Regions from separate parts of the Homo sapiens genome. Here region 2 is linked to region 1. A link is an interaction called in ENCODE POLR2A ChIA-PET data of the cell type or tissue named here. Cell type or tissue: MCF 10A. All regions are shown on one strand. Each heading gives the region's core, and the rest is flanking DNA. Links, peaks and the distances in the headings are about the cores only.

Evidence for each region. ChIA-PET counts read pairs that join two places held together with the same protein. Peaks named below come from ENCODE experiments on the same cell type or tissue, not always from the same donor. Only the 100,000 strongest peaks of a DNase experiment are listed, where the experiment ranks them.
Region 2: POLR2A ChIA-PET joins it to region 1 with 5 read pairs; 2 of 35 experiments call an interaction of 5 or more read pairs at or near these places.

What each region holds. Positions count from the first base shown.
Region 1 is chr5:139,280,264-139,282,763 of GRCh38, reverse strand. SNHG4 (small nucleolar RNA host gene 4) reads right to left here. Exons shown (of 7, transcript NR_182757.1): 7 at 1-25. It overlaps LOC124901081 (a long non-coding RNA gene), which reads left to right. Exons shown (of 4, transcript XR_007058956.1): 3 at 2,079-2,196. It also overlaps a transcript of MATR3 not described here. Among named protein-coding and RNA genes, the nearest start is that of SNORA74A, 2.7 kb to the right of the region's middle. In MCF 10A, for the core only: no CTCF peak of the experiment used is centred there; a DNase peak (open chromatin) is centred at 1,503.
Region 2 is chr5:140,379,326-140,393,613 of GRCh38, reverse strand. The region is part of intron 1 of ANKHD1-DT (ANKHD1 divergent transcript); the gene reads left to right. It overlaps LOC124901087 (a long non-coding RNA gene), which reads right to left and starts at 13,579. Exons shown (of 2, transcript XR_007058967.1): 1 at 10,557-13,579; 2 at 6,825-7,041. RefSeq lists a silencer at 11,380-11,499. In MCF 10A, for the core only: no CTCF peak of the experiment used is centred there; no DNase peak of the experiment used is centred there.

The DNA of each region.
Region 1 (2,500 bases), core at 1-2,500:
GTAATGTGGTATCTTCAACGGGATCCTAGAACAGACAAAAGACATTACATAAAAACTAATGAAATCTGAACAAAGTATGGACTTTAGTTAATACTAATGTATCAATATTAGCCCATTTAATTGTGACAACCATAATATACCAATGTAAGATGTTATTAGGGGAAACTGGGTATGGTATATATGGGAACTCTTTGTACCATCTTCCCAACTTTTCTATAAATCTAAAAGTATTGTAAAATAAAATAAATTTTAAAGTCCTTTTTACTGTACTTTCCCAATGAGTATATCACCCTTAAGAAGCAGCACAGAACATTCTTACATCCTAAAGGGCCTTTACTGGAGGGCAAGGAAGACCAAACAAGTAACAGGGTCTCCTCTGAACAAGCCTTAGGCTACTAAACTGACAAATTTATGACTCATCAAGTTGGCTCATTACAAGTGTTCCTAAATAGCATTAAGGAGAAAGATGTTGCTAAGCAGAGATTTTAAGTTATTACAGTTAATTTGTTAATTCAGTGAAATTGTTTTTCAAGAGTATATTGACAGGTCCATTAACTGGAGCTGTGTTCATAAAGCCCTAATTAAGCAACAACATTCACAGGAGTCATTGTCACTCTTTTTAAGTTCTTAATTAGTTGCTCTTAGCACGGTGTTTTCCTTTGTGTGAATTCCTAGGCACTTAGCCACCTCTTTGTGTCCCTTTGGGACTTGCAGAATTTATCCCTCTGGGTTTTGCTTTTCTGGTTTAAATTTGAGTGAGGCATGATCCAAAATTTCAACATAAAATCCCACTGACACTAGTTTGTTTCAACCCAGCAAGTGAAATCATGGACAGGTGCCAGGAATAGTGTTTATTAATTGTGGTTCCCTCATTTTTTAAAAAATTCAAGGTTGGTGGGGGTGTTTGGAAACCCTCCTTATTTTTAGTTTTTCCTCTTAATATGGTACAGGCCTAAGACCTGAAACTTGGCCTAAGCAATGAAAAGAGGCACTTGTGTTTACTGCTACCTATGGCAGCTGGCAGCCTGGGTATTTACAGACCAGTAACCCTGCCAGTCTCATTCAAGTTTTCATTGCAGCATGGGAAAAGATTAACAGAAAAAAACTACTTCGGCTGGGTGTGGTAGCTCACACCTGTAATCCAGCACTTTGGGAGGCTGAGGCGGGTGGATCACCTGAGGTAAGGAGTTTGAGACCAGCCTGGCTGAAATGGCATGGCAAAACCCCATCTCTACTAAAAATACAAAAAAAAATTTAGCCAGGTGTGGTGGCGTGTGACTATAGTCCCAGCTACTTGGGTGGCTGAGGCAAGAGAATTGCTTGAACCCAGGAGGTGGAGGTTGCAGTGAGCTGAGATCGTGCCACTGCACTCCAGCCTGGGCAACAGAGCAAAAAAAAAAAAAAAAACAAAAAAAAAAACTACTTCGAGGCCAGGCAGAGTGACATCTGTAATCCTAGCTACTCAGGAGGCTGAGTCAGGAGGACCACGTGAGCCCAGAAAGTTGAGACTGCAGTGAGCTGTGACCACACCACTGCACACCAGCCTGAGTGAGACCTTGTCTCTAAAAAAAACAAATAACTACTTTGAAGCCAGGCATGGCAGCACATGCCTATAGTCCCAGCTACATGGGAGGCTGAGGCAGGAGGTTTGCTTGGCCCAGGAGGTCAAGGGTGCAGTGAGCTGTGCTTGTGCCACTGCACACCAGGCTGGGTGACACAGTTGAGACCCTCTATCAAAAAAGATTTTAAAAACTAATCTTCTTAGACTCACCAGGAAATATATTTCTTTGCTTAAAAAAAAAAAAATCGACAGGGATAAGTAGGTGAGTAACTTTATTTATCAAGTAGGAAATCCCATCAAATTATTTAAATGCACATGATTACACCATTGATGCCTTTTGGGATATTGAATACAGGAATACCAATGAATTATCTATTTTCAAGTAGCAATATAGGAACGTCTCTGCACATGGATAGCGCTACTGTAGTCAGGAAGACAACCTGTATGCTTAGAACTTGAGGCCTCAGATTTAAAGTACTGTGACTATTCATGACATAAAATTTTCCTCTTTCCTTAGGAGCCATTTCGGTTTTACCAACTCAGACTGAGATTGTGGCTGAGTTTGATAAGTGCAGACTGCTATTCTTTCTTAAGACCTCTCCCTTTGGAGCACATTAAAAGTGGAGAGAACTGCTGTAAGTAACCCATGCAAAAAAACACATAAACAAATCCCAAACACACAAAAAACAGACTATTTTTACTACTGGTTAATTTCTTGCAGTCACCTTAGTGCCCTAAAAGATGAAGAGTATGATGCTCTAAGGCAAAGCTATTGATAACATTAAACTTTTCAGAAAGACACATTGCTATTGGCTCTGAACCTGTCACTAATGAGCTGTTCAACTTTCAAGGCCTGAATTTCATTCTCCAGGACAGAGGTTGGCAAACCATAGCCTATGGGCCAATTCCAGCCTGCTGTTTTTGTATGGCTCTCAAAAT
Region 2 (14,288 bases), core at 5,532-8,031, 1.1 Mb before region 1:
ATCCACCTGCCTCAGTCTCCCAAAGTGCTGGGATTATAGATGTGAGCCACCACACCTGGCCCAAATTTTTAAAAGACATCAAGTTGTAGCTTTGCTTTTTGCAAAAGTTAAACATCTCTCTGCAGAAAGGTCATATTGGTTGACAATGAAGATTAATCCACTCTTCCCCCAGGTGAGTCCTTGGTGAATATTTTTGTGTATTGCTTCCATTGGAAGGATTGTACTGAAAATATGAGTCCCAGCAGTAATTCTATGAGCTTTCTCACTTCAGTACTAATTAAAAGGAAAAGCCGTCCAGCACAGTGGCTTACACCCATAATCCCAACACTTTGGGAGGCTGAGACAGGCGGATCACAAGGTCAGGAGTTCAAGACCAGCCTGGCCAACATGGAGAAACCCCGTCTCTACTAAAAATACAAAAATTAGCCGGGCGTGATGGCAGGTGCCCATAGTCCCAGCTATTCAAGAGGCTGAGGCAGAAGAATCGCTTGAACCTGGGAGGCAGAGGTTGCAGTGAGCCGAGATTGCACCAGTGCACTCCAGCCTGAGTGGCAGAGTGAGACTCCATCTAAAAAAAAAGGAAAAACCAAGAGTCACATTGAGAAATAAGTACCAGTAAGTGTGTAGTTCAGCCCAGATGTTCTGGTCTACAGTTATACAAGCTCTTTGACAAGAAGAGGGTTCTAAGAACTGACAATCAATAAGTTACTGGGAGAAATCCAGAACTCTACCTTGTGCATTACAGTGAACCCTCTGCTTCTTCTATCCCACACTTGGTAAACCTGAAGCTAGTGACCCCAAACATCCTTTTTCACATGTCCTCTTACCACTGCAACTTAGGCAGCCACACCCACCTTTTGTAGAAGCTCTCCTTGGCTGGTACCATGTCCTTCTGCCACAGACTTTAGAACATCCCAGAATTGGTGAAAATTTTGAATCTTATGGTCTGAGCACTTTTTCTGATGAGAGAACAGCTAGATAGCAACCGCAGCAGCAAGAATCCTCTTATTTTACAGGTTATGGTGGCCTGGCATTTAGTGAATCAGCACTTTTGAGTCAGAAGAACCCTTGAGGGGTGTTTTAGTTTTTCACAATCCCCCCGCCCCGCCTTTTTTTTTTTTTGAGATGGAGTTTCGCTCTTCTTGCCCAGGCTGGAGTCCAATGGGATGATCTCAACTCACTGCAACCTCCACCTCCCAAGTTCAAGCGATTCTCCTGCCTCAGCCTCCCAAGTAGCTGGGATTACAGGCGTGTGTCACCATGCCCAGCTAATTTTGTATTTTTAGTAGAGATGGGGTTTCACCATGTTGGCCAGGCTGGTCTTGAACTCCTGACCTCAGGTGATCCGCCCGCCTCGGCCTCCCAAAGTGCTGGGATTACAGGTGTGAGCCACCATGCCCAGCCTTACAATTTTTTTTAAATAGAGGAGTAACAAGGAGTGAGCATTAGGATCAGTATCTCCCAATAAAATCTCTGAAGTGATTTTACATGACCCATCCATTACCCTCTGATATTTCCTGTGAGAACCTGAAGTACATAATTGCTTACCACAATGAGAAAGGAGCAGACCAAGGACTCCAACTCAAAGAGCAATTTGGGCTTATAAGTGAGGACTGAGTCACTCTGAAGGCTGATCTTGGAGACTCTTGTGGAGTGTTTGAACTCAACTCAGTTTGCCACACCCCTTTTTCATCAAGACAGTCCCATAAATCAGGAGACACAGCATGGCATTCACCTGCAGGGCAGGTAACAGTGCCACCTACCAAGTGTTCTTTCCCAAGGAAGTGGCTATGGCCCCGAAAGGACACTTGTAGAAAGTCTAGGCCAGACATGAGTCTGATATAAGCTCACAGAAGCTATTAAGAAATATAGTGGTCAGGACTCTACTCTGAAGCTTTTCACCTAGAAGCCCTTCTTAGACCCTGGCATTTACACCTCTGATGTCAAGGGAAAAAAAAAGAAAAGAAAAACAGCCAAAGTTGGACTTCTCCAGCAGAGATTTAGTCAATGCAAAAGGTTCGTCAGTTGAAAAGAATTGCATCACCATTCAGAGTTATGCAGGACATATGGGCAGGCCTGTTGTGGCCTCTGGAGTTTGGTTAAAGCCCTAAACTGTCCCAATGGCTCCACCCATAAGCTGGCAACATTTTAAATCAAGATTGAGCCATACTAGAGAGTCCAAAGAAAACAGCAATACTTTTCTGTATACCAGGGATTTCAAATGAATATTAGAATTCCTGGAGAGTGACTGAAGGGCTCAGAAATATTTAAAAACCCTTCAAAGCACTGGTTGACCACTATTCAGAGCCTGGTAATCCTCATGCCCAACAATTACTCTCACAAGTTCCCTGTTGCACTCTCTGTATACCATTAGCAGTAGTGTAATTGATACAATCTTTAGGGAAATAAGTTTGGAGGTGCCTTCATTTTATTTTTTTGAAACAGAGTCTCTGTCGCCCAGGCTGGAGTACAGTGGTGTGATCTCAACTCACTGCAACCTCCGTCTTCTGGGTTCAAGCAATTCTTCTGCCTCAGCCTCCCAAGTAGCTGGGATTACAGACATATGCCACCACACTCGGCTAATTTTTGTATTTTTAGTAGAGATGGGGTTTCACCATGTTTGCCAGTCTGGCCTGGAAATTCTGACCTCAAGTGATCCACCCACCTCAGCCTCCCAAAGTGCTGGGTTTACAGGCGTGAGCCATGTGCCCGGTCCTTCTTTTTTTTTTTTTTTTTTTTTTTTAAGTGCAACTACCCTTTGATTTAGCAAATCCATTTCCAACTCTGGAGGAAAAGTGGCACAGAAACCCTCACACATTAACTAAAAAAAAAAAAAAAAAATGTGTACAGGGACATTAATTAAAACCTTACTTGTCAGGGCTAGGCACGGTGGCTCACTCCTATAATCCCAGCACTTTGGGAGACTGAGGCAGACGGATCATTTGAGGTCAGGAGTTCAAGACCAGCCTGGCCACATGGTGAAACCCTATCTCTACTTAAAAAAAAAAAAAAAAAAGCCAGACAGGGTGGCTCACACCTGTAATCCCAGCACTTTGGGAGGCCAAGATGGGTGGATCACTTGAGGTCAGGAGTTTGAGACCAGCCTGACCAACATGGCGAAACTTCGTCTCTACTAAAAAATACAAAAATTAGCCAGGCATGGTGGCAGATGCCTGTAATCCCAGCTACTCGGGAGGCTGAGGCAGGAGAATCGCTTGAACCTTGGAGCAAAGGTTGCAGTGAGCTGAGATCACACCGCTGCACTCCAACCTCGGTGACAGAGCGAGACTGTCTCAAAAAAAAAGAAAAAACATTAGCCAGGGGGTTGGTGCACACCTGTAGTCCCAGCTTCTCAGGAGACTGAGGCACGAGAATCACTTGAAGCTGGGAAACGGAGGTTGCAGTGTGCAAGATCATGCCACTGCACTCCAGCTTGGACAAAAGAGTGAGACTCTGTCTCAAAACAGACAAACCTTACTTGTCTATCAATAAGTGGCTAAGTAAGCTGCGGTACAGTTATAACATGACCTACAATATACTTGTTAAAAAGAATGAAGAGGCCAGGCACAGTGGCTCACGCCTGTAACCCCAGCACTTTGAGAGGCTGAGGTGGGCAGATCACGAGGTCAGGAGATTGAGACCATCCTGACCAACATGGTGAAACCCTGTCTCTACTAAAACACAAAAAATTAGCTGGCCGTGGTGGCTCGCGCCTGTAGTCCCAACTACTTGGAAGGCTGAGGCAGGGGAATAGCCTGAACCCAGGAGGCGGAGGATGCAATGAGCCAAAATCACGCCACTGCACTCCAGCCTGACGACAGAGCAAGACTCTATCTCAAAAAAAAAAAAAAAAGAAGAAAATCAGAAGGCTGATTGTGCATGGTACACTGCCAAGTGAGGGAAAAAGTGAAATTATTTCAGTTTTTTACTAGAAGTATATCATTTTATTTGTGCATATATTGTTTGAATTTGTTTACAATGAGTATGTAACACCTTGGTAACAAAACTATTTTCCAAAACCACCCCAGTTATTACCTTAAAACCAAACTTTAGAGAGTTAGTAGATTTTTTTTGTTTTTGAAAATCTTTATTGTTATTATTAGTGTGTTTATCCAACAAATTAAGAAGAAAAATAAAATTTAAAAAAGTTAGAATGTACTTTTTTGGGCAAAATCTAGGGAGTTACATTTAACTCAGAGAAATGTGAACTTAGGGAAGAAATATTTCACTTATACTTTGACATACACACACATACACGGGTATATTACCACAATTTTGTTGTTGTTTTTGAGACAAAGTCTTGCTGCGATGCCCAGGCTGGAGTGTAGTGGCACAATCTCGGCTCACTGCAACCTCCGATTCCCAGGTTCAAGCGATTCTCCTGCCTCAGCCTCCAGAGTAGCTGGGATTACAGGCATGCACCACCACACCTGGCTAATTGTGTGTGTGTGTGTGTGTGTGTGTGTGTGTGTGTGTGTGTGTGTGTGTGTAGTAGAGACGGAGTTTCACCATATTGGCCAGGCTGGTCTTGAACTCGCGACCTCAAGTAATCCACCTGCCTTGGCTTCCCAAAGTGCTGGGATTACAGGCGTGAGCCACCACACCCGGTGAATTCTTACCCCCACCTGGCTAGACGGAGTCTCACTTTATCACCCAGGCTGGAGTGCAGTGGCACGGTCTCAGCTCACTGCAACCTCTGCCTCCCAGGTTCAAGTGATTCTTGTGCCTCAGCTTCTCAAGTAGCTGGGATTACAGGCATGCACTACCACACCCAGCTTTTTATTTTATTTTATTTTAAGATGGAGTCTCGCTCTGTCACCCAGCCTGGAGTGCAGTGGCTTGATCTTGGCTCACTGCAACCTCCATCTCCCAGGTTCAAGCAATTCTTCTGCCTCAACCTCCCAAGTAGCTGGGACTACAGGAGCCCGCCACCACACCCAGCTAATTTTGTATTTTTAGTAGAGACAGGGTTTCACTATGTTGGCCAGTCTGGTCTTGAGCTTCTGACCTCAGATGATCCACCCGCCTTTGCCTCCCAAAGTGCTGGGATTACAGGGAGGAGCCACCGCGCCTGGCCATATTGCCACAATTCTCAGAGTATGCTCTATAGATTCCTGCAGCCCTCAAGACCTTTTCAGGGGAATCCATGAAGTCAAAACTATTTTCATTATAATTCTAATATATTATTTTTCACTATATTGACTTGCACTGATGGTACAAAAGCAATGGGGGGGGGGGCTAAAAATTTGCTGGTACTGCTGGGTGTGGTGGTGCACGCCTGTAGTCCCTGCTACTCAAGAGGCCAAGGCAGGAGGATTGCTTGAGCCCAGGAGTTTAAGGCTACAGTGAGCTATGATCTCACCACTGCAATCCAGCCTGGGCAACAGAGTGAGCTCCTGTTTCTAAAAAACAAACAAAGATAGCTGGTACCTCAGCACAGTATTAGGTAATGGTATCAAACTGTACTAGCAGTAAATGTATTCTTCCCCATTGGGCACTCAAAGCAGGAAAAGGCCGATTTTATTAAGAATCCTTGATGAAGCAGTAAAAATTAATTTTATTAAAACTTGACCCTTGAGTACAAGTGTTTTTAATATTCTATGTGAGGAAATGAGAAGGATACACAGAGCACTTCTGCTATATATCAAAGTACATTTGTTATCTCAAGGAGCATAGCTATTTTGGTTGCAAGCTGCATTGGCCTTTTTTGTTTTCATAGAACACCATTTTTACTTGAAAATAGCACTGACAGGCAAATGTTGGTAATTCAGATGTGGATATTTGGCAGACATTCTCTGGAGCCTGTCACTTGAAGGAAAACACCTGACAATATTTATTTCCAATGATAAAATTCAAAACCTTTGAGCAAAAATGAGAATTTTGGAAAATTGTATATATTCCTGGTTGACAGTTTTCTAAAAGCTTTAAAAACTTTTTTGATGAGATAAATCATGGTATTAATAAATGTGTTTTTTATATTATATAATAAAAATGTGTCAATATTTGAAAGATCTGCACAGTTCAGTGAACCAATGTTTTCCAAATGACCAATCATGATGTTACAAAATCATACATGTGTAAAAGATCCACTGAAAGTATATTAGGCCAGGCGCGGTGGCTCATGCCTGTAATCCCAACATTTTGGGAGGCCAAGGCAGGTGGATCACTTGAGGTCAGGAGTTCGAGACCAGACTGGCCAACATAGTGAAACCCCGTCTCTATTAACAATACAAAAATTAGCTGGGTATGGTGGTGAGCACCTGTAGTCCCAGCTACTCGGGAGGCTGAGGTATGAGAATCGCTTGAACCCAGGAGGCAGAGGTTACAGTGAGCTGAGATGGCACCACTGCACTCCAGCCTGGGCAACAGAGCGAGACTCCATCTAAAAAAAAAAAAAAGAAAGTACATAATAGGCCTGTAATCCCAGCACTTTGGGAGGCTGAGGCAGGAGGATCGCTTGAGCCCACGAGTTCCAGACCAGCCTGGGCAACATAGGGACACCCTGTCTCTACAAATAATTTTTTTTGATTAGGGCTGGGCACCGTGGCTCATGCCTATAATCCCAGCACTTTGGGAGGCCAAAGCTGGAGGATCACTTGAGCTCAGAAGTTCAAGATCAGCCTAGGCAACATGGCAAAACCCTGTCTCTACTAAAAATATAAAAAATTAGCTGGGTGTGGTGGCACATGCCTGTAGTCTGAGGTGGGAGGATCGCCTGAGCCCAGGAAGTCAAGGCTGAAATGAGCAGTGATTGCAGACACTGCACTCCACCCTGGGTAGCTGAGCAAGACCCTGTCTCAAAACAACAACACAGAATGAAAGTATGTGATAGACCAATGGATTTTAATATAACAGAGTATGGACATTTTATAGTTATGGTCTCAACCTTTAAGAAACTAACAGTTGTTGGATTTTGGTGTATTGAAGGGAATATCCAGTTTTCTGAAAAATCTGTTGAAGTATTTCTTCCTTTTCCAACTACATAGCTGTGTTGAGCCAGATTTTCTTCATATTCTTCAACCAAAACACTCATGGATTTGACTGAATACAGAAGCAGATATAAGAATCAAGCTTTTATAAAGCCAGACATTGAAGATGCCACTCTTCTCATTAAATTTTTTTGTTTTGAAAAAAATTTTTTTGGTCAGCTGTGGTGGCTCATGCTTGTAATCCCAGCACTTTGGGAAGCCGAGGCAGGCAGATTCACCTGAGGTCAGGAGTTCGAGACCAGCCTGGTCAACATGGTGAAACCCCGTCTCTACTAAAAATACAAAAATTAGCCAGGCATGGTGGCGTGCACCTGTAATCCCAACTACCTGGGAAGCTGAGGCAGGAGAATTGCTTGAACCCCAGCAGCTGAGGTTGCAGTGAGCCAAGATTGCATCATTGCCCTCCAGCCTGGGCAACAAGAGTGGAAACCCGTCTCAAAAAAAAAGAAAAAGAAAGAAAGAAAATGGCAGAGGAAGCCGGGCACAGTGGCTCACACCTGTAATCCCAGCACTTTGGGAGGCTGAGGTGGGCAGATTACTTGAGCTCAGGAGTTTGAGACCAGCCTGGCCAACATGGTGAAACTCCATCTCTACAAAAGATACAAAACTTAAATGAGCATGGTGGCAGGCGCCTATAGTCCCAGCTACTTGGGAGGTTAAGGTGGGAGGATCGCTTGAACCCAAGAAGCAGAGGTTGCAGTGAGCTGACATCCCACCAATGCACTCCAGCCTGGCTGACACAGCAAGACTGTCTCAAAAATAGATAGGGAAAATAGCAGAGGATCTAGTGAAGGAACATGGTCTAGTTTGCATCACTGCACATTATAATCCCCTTTGTAAGTGGATATATTAATGGAAGGTGAACAAACATGTCTCTGAAAACAACCTGGAGAAACCCCCCAAGGCCATGATTCTTCCCTTGGGTTCACTTAGCTAGTAGGTTCCTGGAATTGGTACTGAAAAATTCCCCAGTTCTTGTCCAGAAGTGGTAATTCCTTTGGTCTTGGAGGCCCTAGAGGTTTTCAACCTCCCCATTTTGACCTTGCTGTTAGGTTCTGGCCCTTACCATTCTTTTTATTTTTTAACAGCTTTATTTTTTTTATCTATTTTTTTTTAGAGACAGAGTCTTGCTCTGTTGCCCAGGATGGAGTGCAGTGGTGCAACCATAACTCACTGCAACCTGAAACTCCTGGACTCAAGCAATCCTCCTACCTTGGCCTCCCAAAGTGCTGGGATCACAGACATGAGCTACTGCACCCCACCTTAATAGCTTTCTTAAAATATAACTCACATATCACACAATTCACTCAAAGTGTTCAAGTCAATAACTTTTATTATATGCAGAGCTGTGCAATCATCACATCTTTTTTTTTTTTTTTTAACTTTTAGAGATGAGATCTTGCTATGTTGCTCAGGCTGGAGTGCAGTGGCTGTTCACATACAAGATCATAGCACACTGTGGCCTCTAACTCCTGGCCTCAGCCTCCTGAGTAGCAGGAACTACAGGTGTGTGCCACCATGCCGTGCTTATCACATCTATTTTAGAACATTTTCTTCACTCCTAAAAAGAATTCCTGCACCCCATAGCCATTATCCCTAGGCCCCCAGCCCTAGGCAACCACTAGTTCACTTTATGACTTTATAGATTTGCCTATTATGGATATTTCATATAAATGGAATAATATATGATCCTTGTAACTGGCTTCATTCACTTAGAATGATGTTTTTCAAGGTTTATTCTTCTTGTAGCATGTGTGGGTGCTGCATTCCATTTTATGGCCAAATAATATTTCACTGTATGGATATAACACATTTTACTTATCCATTCATCAGTTTGGGTTGGTGACTCTTTTGGGTTATTTCTACTTTTTGTCTGTCATAAATAATGCGGCTATGAACATTTGTGTATGTCTTTATGTGGACATAAGTTTTAAATTATCTTGGGTCCCTTATCAGTTTTATATTTGCAAATATTTTATCCCATTCTGTGGGTTGTCTTTTCACTTTCTAGGCAGTGTCATTTGGTGCACAGAAGTTTTTTATTTTGATGATGTCCAATTTGTTTTTTTTTTTCTTTTGTTCCTTGTGCTTTTGGTATCATATCTAAGAAACCATTGCCAAATCCAAGGTCATAAAGATTTATACCTATGTTTTCTTCTAAGAAATATTTTAGCTCTTACATTTAGGTTATTGATCCATTTTGAGTTAATTTTTACATACGATGTGAAGTAGGTGTTCAGCTTCATTCTTTTGCATGTGGATATCTAGTTTTCTCAGCACCATGTATCAAAAAGATGATCCTTTCAGTCAGGCACGTTGGCTCATGCCTGTAATCCCACACTTTGGGAGGCTGAGGTGGGTGGATCACCTGAGGTGAGGAGTTCAAGACTAGCCTGGCCAATATGGTGAAACCCTGACTCTACTAAAAATATAAAAATTAGCCCGGTGTGGTGGTGCACGCCTGTAGTCCCAGCTACTTGGGAGGCTGAGGTGGGAGGATTGCTTGAACCTGGGAGGCAGAGGTTGCAGTGAGCCGAGATCATGCTACTGCACTCCAGCCTGGGCAACAGAATGAGACTCCCATCTCAAAAAAAAAAAAAAAAAAAGAAAGAAAAAGAAAAAGAAAAAAGACTATTTTTTCACCATTGAATTGTCTTGGCAACCTTATCAAAAATTAATTGACCATAAGTGTGAGGGTTTGTTTCTGGACTATCAATTCTACTTATCTGTATGTCTATCCTTATGACAGTACCACACACTGTCTTGATTATTATAGCTTTGTAGTAAGTTCTGAAATCAGAAAATGCGAGTCCTCCAACTTGGTTCTTCATTTTCAAGATTGTTTTGGCTATTCTAGGTTGGCCACTACTATTCTTACCCCAAGTGGCAAGGCTCCCTTGCCCACACTACTTCTTCCAAGGCATTAATTATGGTGACCTATAAACCCTAATCCTCACCCTCTCCAACCTCATCCTGCAATATTCTCTCTCTCACTCCTCCACTCCAGCAAGATAGTCCTTCTTTCAGTTTCTCAAGCATTTCAAAGTTTTTCCTGCCTGATGGCCTTTGAACTCATGTTTCCTTTGCCAAGAATGTTTCCCTCCACCCTCCACTTCCTCCTTCCTTTTATCAAGGCTGACTTTTTTTTTTTTTTTTTCTTGAGACAGAGTCTCACTCTGTTGCCCAGGCTGGAGGACAGTACAACAATCTAATCATGGCTCACTGCAGCCTCAAATTCCTGCGCTTGAGCAATCCTTCCATCTCACCCTCCCTCATAGCTGGGACTACAGGCATGTACCACGGCACCCAGCTTATATGTGTTTTTCTACTAGAATGTCTCCATTCTAGTAGGGGAGACAGAAAAATACAGGAGAGGAGAGATCCTGTCTTAGTTAACACTGAATTCCTACTGCCTGGCATATAATATATTTAATATGCATTTGTTGAATGGATGAATGAATGAAAGACCAATCCCTGGACAGCCCTTTAGTAGGATTCAGCACCAGGAAAAGAGGAAAGAGGCAATGAACTTGGCCCTCAAACCAGGGTTGCTTTCCTTGTACTCACCTTCTCTCATTTTGTGCCAGTCAGCAATTCCTCCCTCCTTTCATTCAAATAATTATCCCAAACTCTCCTCCTAATGAATGTCAATGTACATTTGAGAAGTAGATACAGACACATTCCTGCCTTCCCCAATCTCTGCTCTGGATTGCCTTCAGGGAAAAAAAAAAGCCAAAGATGTCTCTGACAATAGTTTATATGGACAAGTACACCCTCAGATCCATTTGCAGAGACAAAAATGTAGAGTATTGGGAAGCATGAGACACCAGACAAGGGTACAGAAGAATACAGAACTAAGAAGGTAAGAATTCAGAACCTCAGGGAGAATCAGAATCTCAGGCAGAGAGCCTGGGAATTCACATCACAACCTTTGATTCTAATGCCTGCAAAAGTTTGAGAACCATTGTCCCACAGCTACAGACTGGAGAGGAAAGGCCTAGGTTACTGATATGAAGGGATTTTCCCTGGGGCTTGGAAGGGAAGAGCTTCCAAGCCCTTGGTAATTCTGTATACAGCCCCGAGTCTTTCATCTAAAGATCTTAAAGAATGTTACAGGCATCAATTAACCTTTCCAGCACCCTAGACTGAAAATCCAGGCTCTTGGCCCTATTTTACTGACAAAAACTCAAACCTATGGTTTAGAGCCAAGAAAGGAATATCTTGGCTCACGTGACCTGAACTGAACAAGCTAAGGGGACTACAGGTACGCATCACCATGCCTAGCTTATTTTTTTATTATTTTTGTAGAGATGGAGTCTCACCCTCTTATGCAGGCTGGTCTCAAACTCTTGGGTTCAAGCAATCCTCCCACCTTAGCCTCCCAAAGTGCTGAGACTACAGGCATGAGTCACTGCTCCTGGCTGACAGTGGTTCTTAATCTGGGGACTTAAATTTATGTGTATATGTGTCACTCCTTGACTGTAGGCAGATGATACTTTCACTTACTCCTTGTCACTCAAGTCTCAGCTTAAAGGCAATCCCCTCAGAGAGGTCTTCCCTGAACACCCATCTTAAGTAATGTTTTCTATCATATCCTATTTTAATTTCTTCAGAGTACTTGTCATTATCTGAGATTATCTTACCTTTTCTTTGCCCCTCCTTCACTACAAGGTAAACTCCATGAAATCAGAAACCTATCTGACAGTACATTGTTGATGTTCAATAAGTGTTTGTTGAATGCTTAAATAAGCAAGTCTAAATGAAGATGTTTTCAACAATATGTAGATGCTGTTGAAATGAGTAAAATATACATTTATTTTTAAAGTCTAAATTTAGGGTGGGCACAATGGCTCATGCCTGTAATCCCATCAGTTTGAAAGGCCAACGTGGGAGGATTGCTTGAGTTCAGGAGTTTGAGACTAGCCTGGGCAATATAGCAAGACACCATCTCTACAGATAATTTTAAAAATTAACCAGGTGTGGTGGTGTGCACCTGTAGTCCCAGCTGCACTGTAGCCCCTCGGTCCCTGTAGTCCTGTAGCCCCTCAGCCTAGGCAGGCAGAGGCAAGAGGATTGCTAGAGCCTGTGAGATCAAGACTGCAGTGAGCTATGCTTGCACCACTGCACTCCAGTCTGGGCAACAGAGCAAGACCCTGTCTCAAAAATAAATTAAATAAATAAAAAGAAAAACCCTGATATGATAGTCTAAGTAGCTATCGATTGAGAGAAATACGTGCCCAGAGTATCACTTGGCTGGGTGCAGTAGCTCATGCCGTAATCCCAGCACTTTAGGAGGCCAAGGCGGGGGATTGCTTGAGCCCAGGAGCTTGAGACCAGTCTGGGCAACATAGCGAGAACCTATCTCTAAAAAAAAAATTATTGGCTGGGCACGGTGGCTCACGCCTGTAATCCCAGCACTTTGGGAGGCTGAGGCAGGTGGATCACCTGAGGTCAGGAGTTGGAGACCAGCCTGGCTAACATGGAGAAACCCCGTCTCTACTAAAACTACAAACAAATTAGATGGGCATGGTGACAGGTGCCTACAGTCCCAGCTACTCGGGAGGCTGAGGCAGGTTAGTCACTTGAACCCCCAGAGGTGGAGGCTGCAGTAAGCCGAGATCATGCCACTGCACTCTAGCCTGGGCAACAAGAGTGAAACTCCAGTACTTTTTTTTTAAGTATAGTTTAAATTTAGACTTTATTTTGAGACAGGATCTCTCTGTGTCACTCAGGCTGGAGTGCAGTGGTGCAATCACAGCTCACTATAGCTTCAAACTCCTGTGCTCAAGTGATCCTCCCACCTTAGAGCACCCCTTGCCCCATCCCCACCCCCACCCTGAGTAGCTGGGACGACAGGATGTGCCACCATGTCCAGCTAATTTTTTATGTTTTTTTTTTTTGTAGAGACAGGGTCTCACTATGTTGCCCAGGCTGGCCTTGAACTCCTGAGGCCGCAAGCGATCCTCCCCACTCAGCTACCCAAAATCCTGGGATTATAAGGCATGAGGCACTGCGTCCAGCCAGGGTTTTTCTTTATAATATTGAAAAAAGGGTTGGTACAATTTCCATTTCTGACATTGTATGGATTATAATTTCTGAACAATCTTCCCCAAAAAACAACTAAAATGATAGGTTAAATATAATTTTTAACTTTAAAATTCATAATGAGATAACACAAAAGTAAAGAGTTAGAATGACCCCAAGACAAATTAACCAAAATCAATTCTCCCTGAAACATTTTCTTAACTCCCAGTTTTGATTCCATATCACTGGCCACTCCTCAGTCTTCTCCTTTCCTGGTTGCTCCTCTATCTCTTAACCTTTTAACAGTGAAGAGTTCTAAGACTTGGTCCTTGGATCTGTTCTCTGATTGTACTTCCTTGGCAATCGTATATAGTCTGTGTTTTCAATATAATTTGTACTCTAATAAAATTATAAATTTTATCTCTGACTCAGATTTCCTTCTGTACTTCAGATTTGCATGTCCAGCTGCCCATTTGACATCTTTACTTGATTGTCTAAAATGCATCATACGGCCAGGCATAGTAGCTCACGCCTGTAATCCCAACACTTTGGGAGGCTGAGGCGAGTGGATTGCTTTGAGGTCAGGAGTTCGAGACCAGCCTGGCCAACATGGTGAAACCTGTCTCTGCTAAATAAATAAATAAAAATAAATAAATGGGCCGGGCACGGTGGCTCACGCCTGTAATCCCAGCACTTCGGGAGGCCGAGGCGGGTGGATCATGAGGTCAGGAGATCGAGACCATCCTGGCTAACACAGTGAAACCCCATCTCTACTAAAAATACAAAAAAATTAGCTGGGCATGGTGGCGGACGCCTGTAGTCCCAGCTACTCAGGAGGCTGAGGCAGGAGAATGGCATGAACCCGGGAGGCGGAGCTTGCAGTGAGCTGAGATCATGCCACTGCACTCCAGCCTGGGACACAGAGCCAGACTCCATCTCAAAAATATAAATAAATAAATAAATAGCATCATAATGCCCAAATATGAACTCAAGTCAATGGCAATTCCATTCTTCCTGTTGCTGAGACCCAAAACACGGGAGTCATCTTTGACCTCCCTTTTTCTTATATCCCAAGCAAGTAAAGGGAGGAAAGTGGAAAAGAAAAAGTACAAAAATAGCTCGATCCATCTAAAATAAGGTAAGAAAAGGAGAAAAGAGGAACAGAAAAATAGGAAATAAAAAGCAAATAAAACAAAATCAAATATATTAGAAATTACTCTAAATGTAAATGTACTAAATTTTCTAGCTAAAAGATGGATTGTCAAATTGGATTTA